Linked DNA regions of Homo sapiens: regions 2 and 3 are each linked to region 1. A link is a contact called in ENCODE Hi-C or POLR2A ChIA-PET data. All regions are on one chromosome and are shown on one strand. The core of a region is the stretch at or near the end of the contact, and the rest is flanking DNA. Distances in the headings are between cores, read along the strand shown.

Region 1 (2,775 bases), core at 276-2,775:
AAACACTAGAAGTGCCAGCTTGACTGGATATTACACCTAATTGGCAGGACAAACATTCAATGCACCAAACAAATGGAATGTTCTTGTCCCTCATCCAAAGTAATAAAGTGCAGAGAAGCTCGCTTTTGTGCGCGCTGTCTCTCTCTCCCTCCCTCTCTCACTTTCTCGCTTTCTTTCCTCCACCCCTCCACCGCTCTCTCCAAGGGTCTTGGTCTCAGATCTCAGTTGCTTCTGCCCCTTGATGTTTGGGATTTTCTCCTTGCCTCACATTGCAGCTGCCTCTCCTTTGCGTCGGCGAATGTACGTCCAACAATCGCCCTCTAAAAGTTTTGAACTTTACTTAGGGGTTAAAAAAGAACTCTAGATCAAAGCTCTTGCGAGCTGCGTCCTAGTGCATTCAGGAATCCACCTCCTAGACAGAATTCCTCCAGCAACAATTCCAGTTCCATCCCACTTGTGAGCGCCAGCAGAGCATAGTGCTTGACATCGGGGCGAGAGAGGTGCATGCGCCGCGCACGCTCGGGCGCGCTCATACATACCACAAGAGGGTGAGTCCCCTGCCTCTCCCCGAGCCTAACCTGAAGGTCTGCGAGGAGGTCGCACCCGGTCCGCACCCCTTCCCCGCCAAACCCCGGACAACGCTTCATCCGCACGCCCAGAAGGGCAAAGCAAACACACTCCCTTCCAACACACTCCCTTCCGGGTCCTGCCCAGGCACAACCGCTCCTATTTACCGTCTTGTACCACCAGCTGGCGAATGCCATGGCAACAACCGGCTGGCTCCGATCCGCACGGCGGGGGAGCCGGCGAGGGCGCGGGGTGTTGCGTTGGAGGCGCCGGGCTCACACTCCGCTTGGCCGGGACCGGGCTGGCACTGAGCTCCGCACATCCCAAGGCGGCTGCCAGGTGGGCAGAACCCTGGGGGTGGGGCCCGGCGCAGGCCCCGCCCCTCCTCGCCCGCCCAATTTGGCTCGAGGCTGGTTAGGGAAGAGGCTCTGCGTCTCCAGGCAGCCACGCCCTGCGGCCCGGCCTTAGCGCGGAAGACTACATCCCGCTGTCCAGTGAAACCACCCCACTCACTCGGGGGTCCTGAGTGAACCTCATTCCCCGTTCATCCTCATCCTCATTCACCCACGTCTTACCAGCCAACTTTTCTTGACGCGTCCCCCCCTCCACTCTACCCGGCCAACGCCACGCCCAGCGCACTGGACCCGGCCGGGGAACCGAAGCCACCTGCAGCCACCTGCCTGGCAGCGGCCAAGCCCCTAGCCCTCTCCCTGCCCCGCGGGGGCGCCGGGGACTGCAGACCCGCCAGCCTGGCAACGCCCAGGGAGGGCGGCCACAGCTCCGGGACCCGGTACCCCATCGCCCAGCCCCGCGACGCCGACAGGAGCGCCACTCACCTCATGGGTGCGGCGGGCGGCGGCTGCTCGCCGGGGCCGCGGGGAGGCGGCGGGCTTCTGGCCGGGCTGGGACATGGCGAGGCCGCTGCGGCCGCTGCCTCCCGGAATGCGCCGCGGAGAGTGGCGGGGAGGCCTGGCGGGGAGTCCTGCCAGGGAGAGAGGGAGGGAGGGAGGGAGCGGAGGGCCCGGGAGCGGGCGATGAAACAGCTTTTCCGACCCCACCCCAGGTCTGCGCCGGGGTTCCCCTAGCCCCGATGGGCCCTCCCCTTCCTGCCCGCGGAGGGACCCGGGCTCCTGCCCTGTAACTTAACACCCTCCGCCCCGGTCCTCACCCGGTGACCCGCCCCGGCCCCAGCACTGCTCTGGTCCCGGTTGGTCAGAAAGAAGGGGTTGGAGGTTGCAGCGTTCCTCCTTCGATGCCCAGATCTAGCTTGCAGTTGTGCAACGAGAGAGCGGGACCCGGGCGTGGCCAGTCTACGCTTCGACCCTCCTCCCAACAATCCGGAGAAGTAGATACTCTTTCTACATTCTGCTCCGCTTTAGCTGCGAGAGTTTACCAACTCAAATCTGGCCCAAGCCTGGACAGTCTAGATAAGGAAGCGGATCACAAAAACAAATTGGTCTGTGTGTGTGTGCGTGCGTGCACGCGCCTGTGTATGTTTTATATGATTTTACTTTGTTTTTTGGCAGTTTCGAATTTTAATAAACTTTTATGGGGAGGAGAACATAGGTTCCAATGCAAAACGGAGAACAGTCCCAAATTTAAACCCTTATAGTCTTTCTAGAGTCTGGCGAGTTTTGTTTCTGAAGCTAGATTGCTTTCTTCTTGGGCTCATCTTAAACAGCGCTTCCTGGTTTGGGGCTGGAAGTGAAATTTAACAAGCCCTACGTGCTTATGTGAGAAACTGTCAGCCTGCAGTTGCTGCTGGTTCACAATCAGGCCTGACAGAAAACCTGTTTGTTACCCTGCAGTAGCATCATCATTCTGGGACTTGGGGTCACCGCTTTCTGCAGCGTTGGGGTTTAGACAGTTGAAGAGAGAGAAGGCAGAGCCTTTTTTTTTTTTTTTTTTTTTTTTCTGGAGAGGCAGTTTCGCTCTGTCTGGAGTGCAGTGGCGCGATCTCTGCTCGCTGCAATCTCCGCCTCCCAGGTTCAAGCGATTCTCCTGCCTCAGTCTCCTAAGTACTTGGGACTACAGGCGCGTTGTCACACCCAGCTTTTTTTTTTTTTTTTTTTTTTTAATGGTAGAGACGGGGTTTCACCACGTTGGTCAGACTGGTCTCGAACAACACCTGACCTCAAGTGATCTGCCCAGTGCTGCCTCCCAAAGTGCTAGGATTACAGGCGTGAGCCACTACAGCCGGCCAGAAGG
Region 2 (4,584 bases), core at 1,533-4,032, 510 kb before region 1:
ATAATCATATTCTTCACATTACTTATTTAAACCAAGCCAGCCAAGTCATGAAACAGGACCTTATCCTTTATTTGCTTGAGGTTTATGATTCAATTGAGTGTAACTAAGGATTTTTTTTTCTTTCTGTTCCAAGCTTTATGAGAAACTTTTTTCCTAAACTAACAACTAGTATCACTTATATAATAGAGTATATTAATTCTTCCAGAGATTGAGCTTGAAGTAGTTTTGTTAAGTGAAGCGTCTCTTCATCCTGGTTTCCAGTAGAAAATGTCTATACTTATGCTACAGAAAGAAATGTCATTTGAAAATAAATTTTTAAAACGTTTTCAACAAAATAATACTAAAAGATTAATGCCTGGCACTGGGGTGGTCAGTACTCTTTGGATGATGACTAATCATGATTTTTATTAATAAGGAGTAACATAGTCACACAGTAAAGGAACATCTAGGAGCCTCCAGAGTGTGACAGATTATGACATTCTAGGTTTAGGCTGCATCGTTCTATGGAGAGACATTGTGATTTAATTTCAATTTTTATGAACCAGTTCTGGGGCCAAGGAGCTGTGCTAATTGCTAGAGATTGAGATATAAATAACCCCTATATATGCTTTAGAAAATGTTACTGTCTCGTAGGGAGATGTAAACATATATAAAATAGTCTTTTTAAAATGTATTAGTATTTTTCCCAGAGTACCCTGTGAGCAAAGAGGAGAGGCATTATCTTCCTATTTCCAAACTTCATCTTTCTCAAAGAGAGTCAATTGCACATTATCCTGTCCTTAATTCTCCCTTGTCTGGAAATCTTCTAGAGAATTGAATCCATTTTTGCTGCTTTGTGGTGGCCCAAAAAGGCAGCCTGATATTCAGATATTGTTCTACTTTTGGTCCAGATTAACATGTCCTCAGATTATTTTTATAGGCTGTAGCATTATTTATCCCTTTGGGTGTTATTGCAAATCGGCTAATGGATAACAAAGATACATAAACATAATTCAGTAGTCTCCAAACTTAACTGTTTAATATTAATATCTTTTTATCGTCAGATCTTTCAGTTGGCTAGGGGTTCTAGTGAGTGTTGCTGATAAGAAGCATAGCCAGACTCAGGACGAACAGAATAAGTGGAAACCTATCCCCAAACCATAGGCCCATTATCTTATTTCCTGGGGTTCACATTCATCTTTCCCTAGTGTATCTAACTATATACCAGTAACTATGACAAAACCTTGACTTTCCTAACCGTAGGAACTGCATGGCATTGACAGCTTATATCCTTGAGATTTCCTTGGATTTTAGTTTTTCAAACACACTGGTTAACTCATTTGTATCTTTTTTCTTTTGTGTAACATCTTTTATCTCCTTGTGTAAGGAGGAGCAATACCATTAACCAATAAGTATATTGTCATTGGCTAATAAGGAAAAAGAGGAGCAATAAAGACTATATCATAAATGATTCTTGCTTTTGCAGGTATTTTGACAGAGATGTTAAATGCATTAAAGATTTCTTTATGAAACGTTTCAGCTACGAAAGTGAGCTTTTTCCAACTTTTAAGGATATCAGGTTTGTACTCCCCATTGCTTTACATAATAGAACAGTTTAAATATCTGGTCTGTGTATTTCTAAAAATTAACATTTTCATCTAAAAAACTTTCCAAATTTTGACACGTAATCACTGTTAGATGTCATTGCTCTGTAGTACATAACTGAAACTTAAAAACTTGAAAATACCTGCATTTGGTCCATTAAGGCACTGTTACTGAATTTTAGGAAGCGGACATATCTAGATTCTTATAAATTCAAGAACTTTTATTCTATTTTGGATGCTATTTGAGTAACTCATTCATAAGGAATAACACCAAACATTCATTGAAATTTGTGTTTTTCCTTTATCAAGGACCAGGAGGTATCTTTAATTGATTCTCAAAACATAACTATCATGTGCATTCTCAAAGCTCAGTTTTCTCATATTTATTTTATACACTTAAGATATTTTCTGATCTGGGATGAGTCACATAATCTGAAGGAAATCCTTAGCCCCCTTTGAAAGTTAATTTACAAAGTTAATAAACATAAGCTGAGGTTTTTATAACCTTTTTATTTATATTGTTGCTTTTCAGTTATTTTATTCTTAAAATGACAGCCAGCATATACCTTTCATATTTGTTTACCTGTGTCATTTAAATATTACATTTTAGGGAAGGAAAATTTATTTTTAACATATAAGCTATTAAACTCACTTGAATCATAATTTATCAGAGTAGTAGATATTTGCTCCTCTTAGATAAACATTTTTTCTCTCTTTCTATGCTTGACGCCTTTTTTTTCTAGGAGAGAAGACACTCTTGATGTGGAGGTTTCTGCCAGTGGCTACACAAAGGAAATGCAGGCAGATGATGAACTGCTTCATCCATTAGGTCCAGATGATAAAAATATTGAAACAAAAGAGGGATCTGAATTCTCATTTTCAGATGGAGAAGTGGCAGAAAAAGCAGAGGTTTACGGGTCAGAAAATGAAAGTGAACGGAACTGTCTAGAAGAATCAGAGGGCTGCTATTGCAGATCATCTGGAGACCCTGAACAAATAAAGGAAGACAGTTTATCAGAAGAGAGTGCTGATGCACGGAGTTTTGAAATGACTGAATTCAATCAAGCTTTAGAAGAAATAAAAGGGCAGGTTGTTGAAAACAACTCTGTAACTGAATTTTCTGAGGAGAAAAACAGAACTGAAAATTACAACAGGCAAGATGGTCAGAGAGTTCAAGGAGGAGTCCCTGCTGGCTCTGACGAGTATGAAGATGAATGCCCTCATCTAATTGCCTTGTCGTCATTAAATAGAGAATTCAGGCCTTTCAGGTATAGACTTCTGTCGATTGCTTTTTAACTTTAGTCTTGAGACTGATACTTTGTTAGATTCTAGTAAAAGAATGTTTTTTTCAAATGATGTGACAAAATTGTATTCTGCCACCTTGATGTATAAAATGAAAGCCAAATAATTTTTTGTTGTTAAAAACTCAAAATAGCTTCCTTTTCAATTGACCTGATTCTAGGCAGCCTATTGACTAAATTTCAAGTAATTCTGCCTTAAAATACAAACTGATGGCTGGGCACAGTGGCTCGCTCATGCCTGTAATCTCAGCACTTCTGGGAGGCCAAGGCAGGCAAATCACCTGAGGTCAGGAGTTTGAGACCAGCCAGGCCAACATGGCAAAACCCTGTCTCTACTAAAAATATAAAAATTAACCGGGCATGGTGGCCTGTGCTTGTAATCCCAGCTACTTGGGAGACTGAGGCAGGAGAATCACTTGAACCTGGGAGGCAGAGGTTGCAGTAAGCCAAAGATCGTACCACTGCACTCCAGCCTGGGTGACGAGCAAAAAACTCCGTCTCAAAAATATATATATATATACAAACTGATGATTTTAAAATTATTGCAGGTCTCTGGATACATTGATCAGGTTTTAGATGGATGAGTTATTCCTCATATATTTTCCTAATTACACATCTGATGTGTGTTTGAGTTATGTAAAGGCATGTAAATATTAAAACATGCAATAAATGTACTTTCTATATGAAACATCTGCAGTGAATTTTCTCTAGTACCTTGAGCCTTCTATCCTTTGTTCATGTGTAGTTAAAATTATCTAATGATATTATGTTTTCTTTTAATAATTTTTTTTTGTAAATATTAATCAGGCTCAGCTTAGATTAGGAAAAGTTCTAAAACTTAATTTTTGGATTTGGGATTGCTTATTCAGAATCAAATTGTAGTTAAATGAAATATTGGTTTTATTTATTTCAAAATAGTAATATGACAATTAAAATTAGTTCAGCAATACATTTATTAAACATTTTTCAGTACATGTTTGGGCTTATATCTTAAGCCTACCTTTATCTTTAAAGTTTTATTCCTGAAGCAAAACATGAGAATTTTGTTCCTTTTTCATATAGCTGTGTATCTGTGTCACAGGGCTACTGCCATTTAAATAATAAACTTGGAAAATTAAATCAGAAGCTTAAAAGGAAAAGAGGGGTGACAGAGGCTCAGGATTTTGAGTAAGTGATTGTATTAGACTGGATTCTTCAAAGAAACAGAATAAATAGGAGATTTATTTTAAGGAATTAGCCCATGGGGTTATGGAGGCTGAGAAGTCCCAGGATCTGTAGTCAACAAGCTAGAGACCAAGGAGAGCCCATGGTACAGTTCCAGTCCAAATCCAAAGAGCTAAGAACCAGAAGAGACAATAGCATAAGTTCCAGTCCACATCCAAAGAAAGGAGAGGACCCATGTCCCAGTTCAAAGACAGTTCTCTCTTACTTTGCCTTTTTGTTCTCATCAGGCCTTCAATGGATTGGATGAGGTCCACCCACACTGGGGAGGGCAATCTGCTATACTCAGTTTATTGATTCAGAAACGCCCTCAAAGACACACCCAAGTTAATGTTTAACCAAATATATGGCACCCTGAGGCCCAGTCAAGTTAACATATAAAATTAACCATCACAGTGATAGAAGAAAATCTATATAGGATTAAATGGTCTTTTAAACTCAGAATGGGAACAATAATTTTGTTCCCACTCTGGATACAT
Region 3 (4,584 bases), core at 1,011-3,510, 380 kb after region 1:
TTCTGACGACAGTATCCAGGGATGCCTCATAAGGTTGTTTAGGTTATGCACTGCACAACTCCAAGGATTTGTTCCATTAATACAATGTTCACATCTCATTGCCTAGCTAATATTAAGGTTTTTGTCATACTTAGACATATGTGGAAAGATGTTCCTCTGACCATTTTGTACAGAAATGATAGCGGAAGTAGATTTTTTTCACTCAGCGAAGGAACTGAATTTTGCCTCTCAGTTGACACAGGATAAAACAGAATGTTCTCATGCTGAAGCTGGAGACAGAGAAGCTGTGGTGGACGTCTGTTATTTATAGCAATCCAGCTTCCCTGCCTCCTTTGTCTGGTATTAGACACCCCACCCCCACCCCGCCAACACACACATAGCTTTTCTCCTGGAGGAATCCATCCCATGTGGTGCGTATGTTACCTTTCCGGCTCTACCCTCATCACCACCACGGGGGTGAGCACATGCTAGGTCTGGTCAAACCACCCCAGAAAGTGATCGTTCAACAATGGACATAGGACTCAAGTGGAGCCTATAAGAGCGTTGCCAGGAGTTTTTTACAGGACCTGAGAAGATGCTCTCTCCATGGAGTTGATAAAGCTAATAGAATTTCTACTAGCAGAAGATGTTAATTGTTCTCCAATATCTGTTCCCTCTTTTTTTCACAATAATAAAGTTTCAGCTAGGCAAATGGTCTTACACAATACGTAGAATAAAAGCCTACATTTTCCAGCCTTCCTTGGAAAATGTAGCTACATATGGCCACATCAATGCCATGTAAGTGAAAATGTCATGTGAGAGCTTTCAGATACCTTTTTTAAGAAACAGTTGCTTTGTACCCTTCATCATTACTTCTCTCCTCGCGCATCTGCTGCTTGGGACATGGACATCATGGCCGGAGCTCCATTGTGAACCAGGGATGGCAAGGCAGAAAACTGTAATGATAAGCAGCTGAAGTCTTCTGGGGGACATAATTGTCTTACTTGCCGTGAATTGCTTACAACTAGACCCTTATGTGAGAGAGAAATAAACTATCTTGTTTAAGCCACTTAGCATTTTTCCTGTTACTTGCAGCTGTAATTAACTGCTGATTAATCTTGGTTAATTCATTGCCTTCATCAACTGTTCACCACACACAGAGACACTGCCTGAGCATGAAGACAACTCAGAGAAAGGCAGAGCAAAAACAAAAAGAATTCTGTTAATATAATTTGAGTCACCGGATCTAGTCACGCCTAAAGTCATGCTACCTTTTGAGTTTTTCAGTTAAATAAGCCAGCCTATTTACTTGTTGCTTAGGATGTTAAAACTTGAGTTTCTGTCATTTGCAACAACAACAATAAAAGTCCAGATGAATCAGCAACCATGAGGAAGTATTGCTCTCAATAATGCATATGACATTATTTTGACCAATTATGGGCTCTAGAATTGGGAGTCAGAATCAATGTATCTTGATATCTCCAGATTCTCAAGAGACAGAGAGGTCTAAACTGACATCTGGATTACATTATCATCCACATTATTCCTTTGCCATGGGCATATTGTTTCTATTATTTTAAACACCACATGGAGCTCCACAGGCTTGCAAGACATTTCCCTGGAAATTAATAATTCAGGAAGATTCACCTGGCTTCAAAGTACAGGAGGGACTGAAAGGATTTTGAAGGGTGGAATGGAATCGCAGAGACCAGTTAGGAGTAGGAATTGAGGTAACAGGGGCTTAGTGTTAGTGTGAATACATACAAAAGGACAACAGTTAAGAAAAAAAAAAAAATCTTACCTCTACCTTTAACACATGTTCTGTTCTACTGGTATTTTATATTAGTAAAGTGGTTCATAGTTCATGAAGTATTTTCACATACATTATCTCATTTGATACTTAAATAAGCAAAGTGAGTAACTAGTGTTACCATTTTACAGAAGTGGAAACTGAGGCTTAGTGTGGGTATGGGTCTTACCCAAAGTCATGTTGGTGTCAGAGCAGGGGCCAAAACCCAGATTTTCTGATTAGCAGTTGAATCTGGATGCATTGGCTCTCTCCGTACAGAGACTTACCTATAAGCAAAATTTTCTTTTCAAGCAACTTCATTCAGTTTTGTTTGTGAATTCTACTTCATTGTTAGTCATTTCATTGTTCTCTTCTTACTCATTACCTGTCCTGAGAAGTGATGTAGGCTGAGAGACAAAACTTTATCCTAATATGAATCATCTTTATAATGCAATATTGGAACCAAGGAGTGTGTGTGTGGGGACTGGGGGAGTGGAATTAGGAACTACCAAACAGCAACAAAAACCACAACGTTGAGTACCAGAGAATGAATTTACGGTAATTTAAAAAATCTTTTTCTCTGCTTAGTGCCTCCAATACGAGATCACCTCTTGTTCATTATGGCACCAGTAGGCCTGATTATTTTAATAATTTACCATTTCAAGGAGCCATGGAGACAGAAAGGAAATTGCTTTTAGACAATGTGTTATTCAAGCAAACGGAAATGGTTTCTGAACCACAGAAAACAAATAAACATGCCTCTACCTGGAACTTCATTAGTGTTTGCCTGTTGTCTGGCGCTAAAGGATGTGCTTTAAAAAAATGGTGCAGTGTGTGCTTGGAGATTCTGAATGTTAGTGGGGCTATCTGAACTCTAAAAGAAGAGGATGTTGACTGTGTCTAGGACCACTGAACTTGGATGAACTCCTACAGGCTGGGTGTGAAACCACATGCTAAATGTCTTCCCATACAGCAAAATAAGATGCCAAATCCTTAATGGTCAGCTCAGTTTTTATAACTTCTCAAGAAGCATATTTTATTATTACTCAAAATATAATGCAAGTATACCATGTATAGCTGTGGTATAAGAACATTAATCAGAACATTGATACATGGTGCTCTAGTGACACTGTAAAGCCTTCTAGAAGAATTACCCATCTTCTGTTCTTATCATGTCTATTAATGTGCCTTTCATCCTTTGCTTGTGAATTAAAAAATACGTTGTTTGGAATTCTGTGGGATCCTGCTGAATTCCTTAGGACCATGGTCAAACATAGCTAAATGGTTATCCTTTTCCATAATATTATTCTTGGGCATGGAAAGGAGTATCTTTTTAATAAAGGAAAATTGGCAGGGGGATTCCTTGCAGTGCAGGCCTGGTTTGGCACAAAAAGTGAGGTGTTAGAGATGCAAACATCTCATCTTCAGATCCGCAGCTGGCAAAAACACAAGGGGACACATTTCCCTGGCAAGACTGGGCCATCTGCAGCACCACAGTGGGCCTCAAGTCTCTGGACTGACCTTCGATCAAATGGTAGAAATCCAGAGTAAAGCAATGTGACCTGGCAAACAGAGGCTCCTGGAGCAGAGTGTGTGATTTCTTCCATTCCTGCAGAGATCCTCATTTGGCTGGAAGTCCACCCGAGAGACCAAGTGTTTCCAGATATTTGGCAGAAAAAGAAATACTCTCTTTTCAGCTTTCTCTAATTCAAAGAAATAGAATGCTGACAAGAAAATATGAGTATCATCCATCCTTCTGATATAGCATTAATAGCTGTACAGATTTTAATGTTTATACATAATGGTGCTAACAGTGGCTGCTTATATGGTCATTATAAGACTACAACATTTTTTAAGCTATAGGATATGATGAGAGATAGTAGATGAAATATGTGGATGCATGTATTTATGCATATGTATATATACATGCATGTAACTGCATGTGTGTGGCATGATACATGATGAAATATGAATGCATGTGCATACATGCACAGTGTATGTGTATATGCATGTGTGTGTGTATACACAAGTGGTATATTGAGCATGCAGGACTCAAGAGGTGTAATCACAAAAAGCCATTTTGCTTTTGTTTTCTATCTTCTGCTGTCTTTCGTAGGCAGGGGACATCTTCCTCTTCCCCTGGATGGAAATAAGCAATCCCATGCTTTTTCTAAGCATACCTAGGATATACAAAATCCTATGATCACTTTAAGTTGTAAAATATAATCCTTAATTCAGATACTAGAAATTCCAGCTGCATGTATGAACCAGTGTGGCAGAAGCTACCATGTTCTCCACCCCATTCCCCATTCCATTTACCAGGCAGGTACACCCATCTCTCAGTTGCTGTGAAGATTACCTAGGCATGGTTTCCGGAGTGTTCTCTCAGAACTGCCATTAGCTGGCAGGTACCATCCTGCCTGGTAAATCTTGACCCCCTCACCACACACACACATCAAAGACTGATTACAAAGGGACAAAAGGCCAGCCTGTGGTTCTAGGAGGAACAGTCTGCTGTGCAACTTACATACAAACCACTCCCCCACAGATGAGGGAAGGCTAGATGTCTCCTGAAATCACATACTTGCTTGGCTTCTTCTTCTTCATCCCTAACCTTACTGACTTTTTCTGAAGAGCATTCCTTAAAATTTTGTTCTCCCCTAAATCCCACTCTCAGACTCTGCTTCTAGAAAACCCAATCTAAGACAAAACAAAATTGAAAAAAAAAAACTCTATTTTAATTCAAAATTAAGACTCCCCACCCTCCAGTTAAGGTACAGCTGTAAGCAGGAAGGTCACCAGCCTTCAGAGAAGGG

What was found. A loop is a pair of places that touch in the nucleus more often than their neighbours do. ChIA-PET counts read pairs that join two places held with the same protein, here RNA polymerase II (POLR2A). Pooled maps may share reads with other maps.
Region 2: a map of PC-9 shows a loop between it and region 1 (4-fold over the local background). The contact joins the enhancer-like site here to the promoter of CAST in region 1. A Hi-C loop is called at or near these places in 2 of 168 maps with a recorded cell type or tissue (PC-9 and naive thymus-derived CD4-positive, alpha-beta T cell), 3 of 37 single-sample maps with no recorded cell type and 10 of 50 pooled maps.
Region 3: a loop to region 1 is called in a pooled map, with 3 times the contacts of the local background. The contact joins the enhancer-like site here to the promoter of CAST in region 1. A Hi-C loop is called at or near these places in 4 of 50 pooled maps. POLR2A ChIA-PET finds 5 or more read pairs at or near these places in 2 of 52 experiments (activated CD4-positive, alpha-beta T cell and activated CD8-positive, alpha-beta memory T cell).

Annotation. Positions count from the first base shown.
Region 1 is chr5:96,661,126-96,663,900 of GRCh38, reverse strand. CAST (calpastatin) reads right to left here and starts at 1,525. Exons shown (of 32, transcript NM_001750.7): 1 at 1,404-1,525. The coding sequence starts at 1,478. RefSeq lists silencers at 749-1,028, 1,219-1,808 and an enhancer at 1,371-1,872.
Region 2 is chr5:97,165,734-97,170,317 of GRCh38, reverse strand. RIOK2 (RIO kinase 2) reads left to right here. Exons shown (of 10, transcript NM_018343.3): 7 at 1,466-1,558; 8 at 2,327-2,851. Among named protein-coding and RNA genes, the nearest start is that of RIOK2, 15 kb to the left of the region's middle. Within about 2 kb of position 2,782, at least 2 of the 41 ENCODE cell types and tissues checked have a DNase peak (open chromatin) inside an H3K27ac peak, as active enhancers do.
Region 3 is chr5:96,277,952-96,282,535 of GRCh38, reverse strand. All of the region lies in intron 1 of LOC101929710 (a long non-coding RNA gene), which reads right to left. It also overlaps a transcript of CAST not described here. Among named protein-coding and RNA genes, the nearest start is that of PCSK1, 150 kb to the left of the region's middle. RefSeq lists an enhancer at 2,188-2,237. Within about 2 kb of position 2,260, at least 2 of the 41 ENCODE cell types and tissues checked have a DNase peak (open chromatin) inside an H3K27ac peak, as active enhancers do.